Linked DNA regions of Mus musculus: regions 2 and 3 are each linked to region 1. Evidence: chromatin contacts called from ENCODE POLR2A ChIA-PET data. All regions are on one chromosome and are shown on one strand. Each heading gives the region's core, a stretch centred on a gene start or an enhancer-like site at or near the end of the contact. The rest is flanking DNA. Distances are from core to core; before and after follow the strand shown.

Region 1 (3,452 bases), core at 684-3,183:
CCTCAAAACTGGGCATGTGTGTACATCTGGAGACAAGCGGATTAGATAAAAATGATCCTTGGCTTCACAGCCAGTCTGAGACCAGCATGAGATACACGAGAATGTATCTTTATAAAGAATCCGACTGTCAATCACCTTCTCCATCCTTGAGTTCTGTGTGAAATGCCTACTTTAAGGCTCGATTGACCAATTCTCATCTATGTATACCCTATTTAGGGTTCAAATCTTTCCATAAGTAGTCCTGGAACCTTCTTCTCTAAACCTTAAATTCTTATACATACAAATGTATGCGTGTACATACATACATACATATACACACATATGCCCAAGGTTTAAATCAAATGCTTATAAACATCTTAATACCTGGCTTGTAGAAGTATTCAATAAATACTTGTTGAATGAATGACCTGGAGAGATGCAGAACAGGAAAGGCTGGCAGCTGTACAGGAGCCAGCAAAGACACTCTCACCAATGTGATAACACCCAAGTATTTGCTGCGCTCATCCTTTCTGATTAACAAAGAAATAAAACCAGTATTAGAATCATAGCTCTAGAGATCAATAACCTAGAGGACAAATCAAACCGGAAATCAAACCCGTAAAATGGAAAGCTTGTGGTGCCTATCAACTCTGAGTGAACAGAGTGAGACCAGGACCCTCTCCCCTCAGCCTAATGGGATATCAGGATAATGACGAGGCTAGAAAAAGACGTATTAAATGGGCCACAAGTGAAAAAGTTTTCCCTCAGGAAACAGAGAAAAAGCAAAGTCGTATTTACATCTAAATGTGGCGGGAAGGCACGAATGACCTGAATGCACGGAGGAGGAATAAAGCCAGCATAATTTCTCCACACTCCAAGTACTGCCACCTCTCAGTAGGACCCACAGGCCACAGTGGCCATCTGCCACCAGATTAGAGATTAGCAGGCAAGAGCACTCCCCTAAATCACCATCTGTATCTCAAAGAAGCCTGGCTGACAGGGAGGGAAGGGGAGAGAGCAATAAACTCCAGAGCCAATAGATGAAAGTGAGATCAAAGTCATGGCAAATTTCATCCGGAAAAAGCTGCTGCTCCCGGAACCTTTGCCACCTCAAGCTGATGTCAGATATCAATAAAGCACAATATTCTATTAATGAAGGCTTCTTTCCCGGCTAACATGCTAAAAGGGAAAAAAAAGCAAAAGGAATGCTATGCTAACGTCAAGCTGCTCATTCATAGTTAAGGAGCTCACACTCTATAGAGTATCTGCCTGCAAGAGAAGAAACTGTCGTTCTACAAAACTAGAAAAAGGTTGTGTCTCCAGGTGCAGCAGGGTCCATCTATGATGGGCTCAGGTCCAAAAAAAAAAAAAAAATCGGCTTAAGCTTGGGCTGTCTCGAACCAACTTCGACACTTTGTTGTACAAAGCAAACCTGGATCTGAGTCTTCAAACTCATGAAATGGGCGAGTTGGGGCTGAAAATGCGTTCGGACCTAGGAGGACGCATCCACGCAGGGCAGGTCGTAGAGAGATCAGGAACTTAACTTAAAGGCCTGGACACCGGGACTCGGATGGGAAGCAAGAACCGCGCCTTTACTCTTACCTGCCTCCTGCCAGCTTCTCAATCAGCCAGATTAGGCCCAGTCTCCCTGTCCGCCACCCACTGCCTCCCCTTCCAGCTCAGGACCCAGGCCGGGCCGAGCTAAGGCTGACCCACCATGGCCCTCAGCCCACAGCGCTAGCCAGCGGACCGGGACCCGCCGCCCGCCCATCACCACCCAGCTGCGCAGGCGCGAGGCCCGGAGCCCGCAAAGGCACGCCCAGAGATCTGTCCCGGGGCAGCCTGGGAAATGGAGTCAGACCTCGCTCTTACACCCCGTGCGGTCGAAGGCGCCAATTGGTACTCGTGTAACTGCGAGGCCGCTCCTCTAGCTGACCAATGAGAAGTCGTCTTGGTTCTCATCCGGGTTGTGGATGGTGGCAAGCATGGCACCACCGGTGAGGTACTGCATCCCCGGTAAGTGAGCGGTCTCCGCACGCAGTTCCAGGCTGTGTGGCAACCAGCTTCTGGGAGCCCGTGGCTGAGGCAGCTTGTCTTCTGCAGGCGAACGTCTGTGTAACTTGGAGGAAGGCAGCCCCGGCAGCGGCACCTACACCCGGCATGGCTACATCTTTTCGTCGCTGGCTGGCTGCCTGATGAAGACCAGCGAGAATGGCGCGGTAAAGGAAGCGGCTACCCAGCGCGCGTTCCCTCTCCGGGTGCCGTTGAGTTCCGGTCCTTGGGCACAGGCAGAGCGGGCGGACGCGTCTTTGGTGGCTCAGCCGCAGAACGCTTTGGTCTCCCGGCTGTGATCTCTGCGCTGTGCTGAAGCACACCGGCCGCACACCCGTTAGGTTAATCTGACTTAAGTTCTGTGGATGCACACAGAAGGAAGTGGAGGGAAAAGCACGCAAATGTAAGAGTAGCCCAGCCAGCCGAGAGCTTCCTCACGTGGTACATCTCGACTACCCCTCCGCTTTCATGTGTCCCACGTCACTGACATCAATGTAGTAATGCTGGCGATTTCCAGTGTCTTAGTGCACTAAGCTCGCTCTTGTCGCGAAGCCTGTGCAATTCACGTGTCGTCTATCTGGAACACACTCCTGCTCAACCCCTTTATTTAATCGGTTTTTTTAGTTGTTTTTTTTTTTTCCCAGAGAAGCCCTTCTGGACCTTCTGACTAAAAAAAAGTGGGTTTGGTGGCAGAAGGATCGATATGCCCAAGAATCTCCCTCCAGGGCACTTATTTAAATGTTACTCTTGATCACTAGATTCTTGCCCAACTAGACATTTAAGTGGAGCCACGATTGGTGGTACACCAGCGTATCCCCAGCTTCTAACAGGCACAGATAAAAGCAATCGTTGATACATGTAAGACGATAAAAAATAAATAAAAACTAAAACCTTAGACTTGTGGCTCATCAGTACAGAGCTTACGTAGTATGCTGACCCTGGGACCACAGATCCAATCTCCCGAAAAAATAAAAACTCTTTAGGAACTGGCTAGACCTAAACATCTCTCTTTGTGTTGAGCTTATTTGTAAAAACAGATTCCAGTCTGTTGGTTCTGGAGATAAAGTCAGCCTCAGCCTGTGTGTTTAGTCACTGCATCGATGTCTCTTGAGCACTTTCAATGTGACCTGCTCAGGGCTGCCCTTATTTGCTACTGGGGATAGAGTCACGAGCCCAATACACAGCTTTTCTTACTGAGGAGGCGGACAGAAATCATGAGCAAATGTACAAAAGAATTGTGCGGTACAATAAGAACATGTAACAGGCTCTGTGCATTCTAGACAGTGACAGGATTTAGTCATCTGAATATAAGTAGAGGTGGAGGAGAGCAAAGAATGTGATCCTCCTGTAGAGAATGGGTTAGACGGACACTGACATGGGAGGGACTTAGTAAGGTGAGGAAACCGCACCAAGCAAGAGAG
Region 2 (3,452 bases), core at 521-3,020, 240 kb before region 1:
GGCAGGAGGATTTCTAAGTTTGAGGCCAGCCTGGTCTACAGAGTGAGTTCCAGGACAGCCAGGGTCACACAGAGAAACCCTGTCTCGAAAACAAAAACAACAACAACAACAAAATAGCTTAGCCAGTAAAGTGCTTGCTGCCAAGCCTGTGTCTGTCCCTAGAATCCACCCTGGAAGGAGAGCTAACTCCCAAAAGCTGCCCTCTGACCTGCACACAACGCCACATGCATACAAAAGAATAAAAATCAAGATTTTAATATTAATTACATTAATATTCAGAGAGAAAAGGGAAAAAAAATCCCTACATCTGCTCTAAGCTATACTAGGCCAGTGTCTTTCCAGCAGTCCCTAAGAGGAGCTTATCCAACTACAGTCCTGATGAAGACCAAGTGGTTCTCAGTTCCCACCTTCCCTGCATAGCGCTGGAACACAAGTAGACCTGAATACACCTAAAGGTCACACAAGTCTCCCCAGAACTAGTCATCGCTAGAGCAGAAAGGATAGCCCAACTACTGCCTAGCTGGCCAGAACTGCTAAAGACCAGGGAGACAGGAGAGCCCAGAGGAAGAACAAAGGAACCCTAAAGTCTGTACCTTAGCAAGTATCGAACACCGTCCCCTGCATCCTTCAGGGGTTCCAGGTAGATCTCCAGCCTCTTGTAGGACAGGACCAGGTTGAAGAGATCAAACGCTGCTGACTTGGTAGGGGCAGGTGGACACTCAGAGAGAACCTCAGGCATCCCGCTGGGGCTCGCCTCCGGCCCACTCAGGTCCCGATCCGAAGTCTGCATTCTGTAATCGTAAATCCCTACACTCACGATGCACTTCCAGACTACAACACATTTCCCCCTTGCATTACAGTTCGTGTGGTTCCTAAGGTTAACTGTGAGAGGTGAACGCGAATACCCATCTCACACTGCAAGAAATTTTATTCCTACTGAAGTAGGAAGTAGCAGGGTGAAGGGGATGTCTTCGCTATAAAGCCTATCACTCTTCATGAGCCCCTCCAACGCTCCTTTCCCTCACAGACCTTTCAAGAGCATATAAACCATTAATAACCAGGTTGTTGAAAGAAGGCAGTAGGTAATGCCAAGAGAAAAGATGTCCTGTGACATCTTTCTCCTATCTTTAGCTCCTCCTTCAGGTGTCAGGGTAAGGGGGACCATCTTGTCCTGGGAAGTCTTTATGAACGCGCCAGTGTACACTGGGAGACCCTTACCAGGGCTCCCAGAGGTTCATGAATTTCTCCTAACAACACTCTTATCACGCTCTTAACCCTGGCTCCCATTCATCACTTGGAAAGGGGTCGACTGGACCCCAAACTCTCGACAGGACGAGCTAGGGAGAAAGGGAACCCAAGCAAGCGCGAGACAGGCTTAGCAGGTCAGTGCCGACAGAGGCCCAGACCACCAGCCTGTCTGAGGCCGCGCAGGGCAGGACACGCCTAAGGTCGCTGTGCCTGCAGGTGGCGACCCACACGCGGTGGGAGGGCCGGAGGGCCAGGCTCCGTAAATAAATACAGTGAGGCTGGGGCGTCACGGTCGTCACCTACCCGGACGCTGTCCCAGGAAAGGAAGAGACAGGAACGGCCAGGGGGACAGAAGGGCCACCAAGCCCCGGAGCGGTCCCTCAGGCCAGGCCCGCCCCACCCCACGCCACGCCACGCCACCTCCCACCGACGCTCCGAAGTCGCAGGTCCACCCGGGAACCGTCTGCCCCTCCACCGCCGTCGCTTCCGGGACGCGACTCACTCTGCGGTGGCGCGCCCGTGACGTCACCGCGCCCGTCCCGCCTTGGGTCCGGCCTCCGGGCTTAGCTCCTCCCACCCAAGCGCAGGTGAGCAAGCGCGTTGATACTGCGCCTGCGCACTCTTCCCTCCTTGGCTAATTTCTGGTTAACTCTGTTCCTGCCACCCAAGAGATGACTCGTTTAATGCCCGGGAGTCCTAGGACCTGGGAGCCAGCCTAGCTCCGGAACATTACAGCAAGGACAGTTAGAGAGTCTAGCGTGGTGACACACTTGTAACCACAGCCTTTTGGTTTCTGAGGCTGGAGTATTGCAAGTTCAAGGCCAGTCTTGGCTATGGGAGCTTCTGGCTCAAAAAAAAAAAAAAAAAAAAAAAAAAAAGTGGGGCGTGTGGGGGCAGGGATGGAGAAGGATAAAAAAAAAGAAAGAAAATGTGGATAGAAGCTCTGAGAACCTAGGGAAGACAGAAAACACATCTTGTATGTCAGGTGCCTATGGGTAGTGCCATTTTAACGGTGAGAGAGCCCCTGGCTTGCTGCAGGAAGACACAGCAGCACAGAAACCAGCTGTCTGCTATAGTGCTTGCCGTGAGAACGCAGAGACAAACTGTACACGACACTGAAGTTTCTCTAGTAGTATCAGTAATTTCGAGGGTTACAACATTAGCAGAGACGGAACGGTGGTCCGTAGCTGCTGTGTTCAAGGTCCTGTGCAGGCCGTTCCTAGCTCTATCCTCTTCACATCTTGTGACCCAGCTGTTGTCCCTTAAAACACACCTCCCATGGGTTTCCATTTAACCAGCAGGCAGGCAGTACACTAAGCTTTTTGTGCACATTATCTTATCTGTTCCTCCTTCAATAACCCTATCGGGGTTATCACCATTTCACAGATGAGGAGTTGTAGTCATGGTAAGTAACTTCTTTAATGTCACAGCACATAAACTGCTCGGAGCTGGGATTTGAGCCAAATACATCACTGGATGCCAGCAACCCCAGCCATACCACCACCCACACGAGGCTGCATCCACTGGCTTCATCTGTCCTGCTGTTCTCTCTCAGGTGCCTCAGTCTCAGCCAGCTGAACCCTCTTTGTTACCTGCAAGGGCCCTGGACTCTTGCCAAGTCCTCAGATTGCTTGTCACACCTGCCTGCCCCGATTCTTGCTTCCATCCAAACCCAAGCAAGCCATCATAGCAGGAGTCAGCTGTGAGCAGCCTTCCCTAGCTGTTCAGCCGACAATAACCCCTCCTCTGAGCTACCCCAAAGCTTCACTGACATCTCGTCCAGCATCTCTTTTTCAGAGAGACAGGCACGCCTGCTCTCCTCAGCCAGGACTCAGCTGCACTGGGAATCTGGGCTCTCCTCACTTCCTTCAGGCTGGTCACTGTCCCACAGGCTCTGAAATCTTTACTCTCAGTAATACCCCTTCGCCTGGAGACAAGATGCACAAGAAATTTCTTTACCTCCACTTTTGTTTCCTCCTCTGACTTGCCCGCTCTTCTGCTCATTCCTCACCTATTCAGCCCTCGCCAACTGTAATCCCGTCTTCCTGGGTCACCTCTGCCTTTCTGGCTGCCACACCCAGCGAACATTTCCAGTCTTCCTTGCAGGAGCTCTCAGCAACACTGGACACTTCGCTGTTCTTCCTTTCCCCACCTGAGCGTCCAGGAGACCACCTCTCTTGGCCTCCTACCCTCAAGGTCTCCTT
Region 3 (3,452 bases), core at 661-3,160, 200 kb before region 1:
AGACATATTCTTTTGTCGTGTGGTGCTGTGCAGAGGGACAAGGAGGAACTAGTCACCAGGATGAGGAAGAATAAAAAATTCCCCTTTACCCTGCAAAAAGAATCCCACGAAGCTGATGGAACATTTTGAAGTTTCTCTTTACGTGTATTTTTTGCTTGAGTATATATGCACCGGGTGTGTGCTTGGTACCCTCAGAGACAGAGAGGGGCATCAGATCCTCTGAAGCTGGAGTTACAGAAGCTTGTGAGCTGCCCTGTGGGTGCTGGTTAAGTGCTCCTTAACCACTGAGCCTTCCCTCCAGCCCCCTTCATCTCCTCCCTACCTGGGAGTTTTATAGAAGAGAAACTAAACTTAGAAGGTCAGCTTTGACGTGAGGGAAGTCAGGAAAACTTTCTGCTTGCACCTGCTGCCCAGACAGGCATCCCTCCGGACATTTCTGGACAGGAGCACAAGCCCCGGATGAAGGAAATCAACATCCCTCCAGGTTGACAGCTGGACCTGGTGGTACAGCTCTATTATGCCAGCACTCAAGAGGCTGAGCCAGGAGGATGGAAATTCCAGGCCAGTCTGAACTACAAAGTAAAACCCATCTCAGTGAAACAGAAAGGCAGCCGGACAGATAGACAGACAAGAAGTGGCACACAGTAGCTCAGGGACGGAGCATTTTCTCAGCATGCTCACAGCAGTGAAGAACTAAAAAAGAGCCTCACAGATCCCCTGCAGTCATTTGTCCTTTCCAACCCGGCTTCCTTGGAACTGGTGAGACCTTCTGAAAATGCAAATTTAGTGCCACGCCACGGTTGTTGTTGTTGGTGGTGGGGAATAAATTAACCCTTGTAAAGGGCTGACCACATTATAGTCACTCTGTAAAGACTTGTAAAGACCGCAGAATGCCTATTCATAAGTACAAATCACTCTATTTCCTTGCTTATAGAGCCTCAGAGGGGCAAATGCAAACGTCACTGCCTACCTACATCCTCCCACCATGGCTACCTTGCTATTTATAGCGGATCTCCAGGCCTTATTTTATCCCTCTGGAGAAAAGCCGTCCTGGCTCCAGCGTGCTTTCTTCCCTCTCTTCCTTTATTCTGCCCAGGCCCATTCTTCCTCGTTCTAAAAACGTTAGCTCCTTTCTTTACTGGTTATGCTCCTTCTTGTGGCTTCCAGGACCTCTCAAAGATGCTTCCTTCCTCTTTACCTTCTTTCAACTTCATGTGATCATGATTGTAGTCACATACCAAGTGGTGGTTCAGTGTTAGCCTCTGTCGCTAGGCTGTTAACTACCTCAAGGTAAGGGTTGCAGTTCTCTTACAGCCCGTCAAGGAAACTGAACTGGAAAGGGTCTCAGTGAAAGATGTCCAAAGAGCTGTTAAGTTCTCCTTAGGTAACCAAACTGGCACAGTCGCTACAAGATTTGTAAATCATTCTGAATGCAGGCCCAGGAGGCCCGGGAGGTGAAGGGAGTTTTAGGAACTGTAGGTTATGAGGATCTTAACAGTGAAACCCTACGCCACGTGCGTTGGACTCGACCCAGAGAAAAGGGGCACTTGTCACGTGTACCCTGCAGGGCCCGCGGTCTCCAGCCGCACCCCGTGTCAGGAATGCGACCCCGCCCCGCCTGCGTGCCCGCAAAGCAGAGCCCGCCCCTGGGACTGACGTCAATCAAGGGGGCGCCTCCAGGCGTGGGGAGGGCAGGTGAGCTGGGAGGATGGGGAGGACCCGGAGGACACGCCCCTCGCCGATACTCCCTAGATGATTGGACTCAAGGAATCTCCGCACTGGGTTTGGAGGCGGGCACGGGAAAAGGGAGGGATAAGGCACGCCCCTCCCCCCTGCAGCAGCTGATTGGTCCGCGAAGGCTCCGCGTTCGATTTGGCGAAGTTGGCTCGGCTTCTCGCTCTAAGGCTGTGACCGAGGATTGGCTGTTGAAGGGGCTCGGAGCACTTTCTCTGAGGAACTGTGGCCGTGATCCAGGTGGCCCGGCCAGGCTCCCGGCTGCGTTCCGCCTGCCTCGGGCAGCTAAGGCAACCAGGTAGGTAGGCCACGGTCCGGCTCAGCTGTGCGTGGGAGCGCGCGGGCCGACGGTCGCAGCTGGGAATCCGCTGGGTCTCACATCCTAGATCCACTTAGGGGCTTCTCTCTGTCAGTCGCCACCTTTGAGCCCTGGGGCTCACTGTGGTGGGGATGTCGTCCTGTAACTTCGGCCAAGATATCCTCTCTCAATCTCTTAGCCAGCCAGTCACCTCCGCTTGGCCTTTGTGATCACTTTCAGGGCAGGAGCCCAGAGCTGCGCTCGCCCTTTTCCCAAAGCCCGAGAGAGGTTACAGTAGGCGTCTTGGCCGCCGGATCCCGATTGGGGTCTCCTGGAACTGGCAATAGGTTGACCCGACACCGATCTAACTTCCCAGAGGGCTCTACTCTAGCTCCGCTTGCTCTAAGTCCAGCGAAGAGGCTGGCGTGGGAATCCTGTCTGCGAATCAGTGGCGACCTCCAAAACCCCCAGACGAAGATGGCACGGTCTTAGAGGTTTCAGAACCTTCTGCCCCCACGTTTCTTTTGACCACCTTCTCAGCCACCTGGAAAGAATGAAAGTAACACTGGTAAGGCGCCCAGGTCTGACCACCTGGTTAATAGCCTAAGATCACCTACCAGCCTTGTGGAGTTGAGCAAGTCACCACTTCAAGAGGTCAGCTTTTTCATCTGGAAAATGTGTTTAACAATAGTGCCCGCTAACAGGGGATTAGGATGCCACCTGACAGGAGGACCAAAAGGTCCTCAAAAGTGCTCTTCTTGCTTGACGCAGCAAGCTTCCTTCTATGTAGCCATGGTTTTAAAAGTGCACAGATGAGCCTGTCTTTGAAGCCCTCTGAGTAGTTTGTACGTCAGTGCTAAATTAACCACGGCCATGGTTCTATATAGTCTTGTTAATAGCTTTCTCTTCGCATCATTTTTCATTCAACCAATGTACAATGTTGAGTGTCCACAGTAGGCCAGGTACTAGGATGGTCATTCATATTTCATCTCTGTACCCAGTGAGGATTTTCCCTCTCACTATTTTGATTGATGAACAAAGCAAAGGAAAAGTGACTTGTCCAAGGTCACTCAGTGGTCAGCGTCACTGCCACCTTAGGGGTTTTGAATTCTTTCAAAAGGATCTTTTCCTTGCTCTGTTAGTTCATTTTTCAAGTCATGCCTGAAAATGGGTCTGGAGTAGGGGCCCAGTTTCTTTCTTCACTTCCAAGGCAGAGAAGCGTCGAGTTAAGAGCTCTATAGTATGTCCTTCCTTTAATGCCCAATTCAAAAGATGTTGAACTTTGCCATCCTCAGTATTTACTCTGGGGGTTCATTCTGACGCTCTAGGGTCCATTTGTAGTGTTTTGCGACAAGTCCTTACTTGCTTGGTCTGTGCACGGATCCGAGCTTATCTTCTATGTCGGCTCTAGAAGGAAAGC

What was found. ChIA-PET counts read pairs that join two places held with the same protein, here RNA polymerase II (POLR2A).
Region 2: POLR2A ChIA-PET joins it to region 1 with 11 read pairs in embryonic stem cell. The contact joins the promoter of Zfyve27 here to the promoter of Exosc1 in region 1. POLR2A ChIA-PET finds 5 or more read pairs at or near these places in 2 of 5 experiments (Patski and embryonic stem cell).
Region 3: POLR2A ChIA-PET joins it to region 1 with 11 read pairs in embryonic stem cell. The contact joins the promoter of Avpi1 here to the promoter of Exosc1 in region 1. POLR2A ChIA-PET finds 5 or more read pairs at or near these places in 3 of 5 experiments (Patski and embryonic stem cell).

The regions. Positions count from the first base shown.
Region 1 is chr19:41,931,795-41,935,246 of GRCm38, reverse strand. It overlaps Exosc1 (exosome component 1), which reads left to right and starts at 1,933. Exons shown (of 8, transcript NM_025644.4): 1 at 1,933-1,995; 2 at 2,083-2,198. The coding sequence starts at 1,965. Zdhhc16 (zinc finger, DHHC domain containing 16) reads right to left here and starts at 1,802. Exons shown (of 11, transcript NM_023740.3): 1 at 1,582-1,802; 2 at 364-509.
Region 2 is chr19:42,168,885-42,172,336 of GRCm38, reverse strand. Zfyve27 (zinc finger, FYVE domain containing 27) reads right to left here and starts at 1,770. Exons shown (of 13, transcript NM_177319.3): 1 at 1,552-1,770; 2 at 594-791. The coding sequence starts at 790.
Region 3 is chr19:42,127,451-42,130,902 of GRCm38, reverse strand. Avpi1 (arginine vasopressin-induced 1) reads left to right here and starts at 1,910. Exons shown (of 3, transcript NM_027106.4): 1 at 1,910-2,032.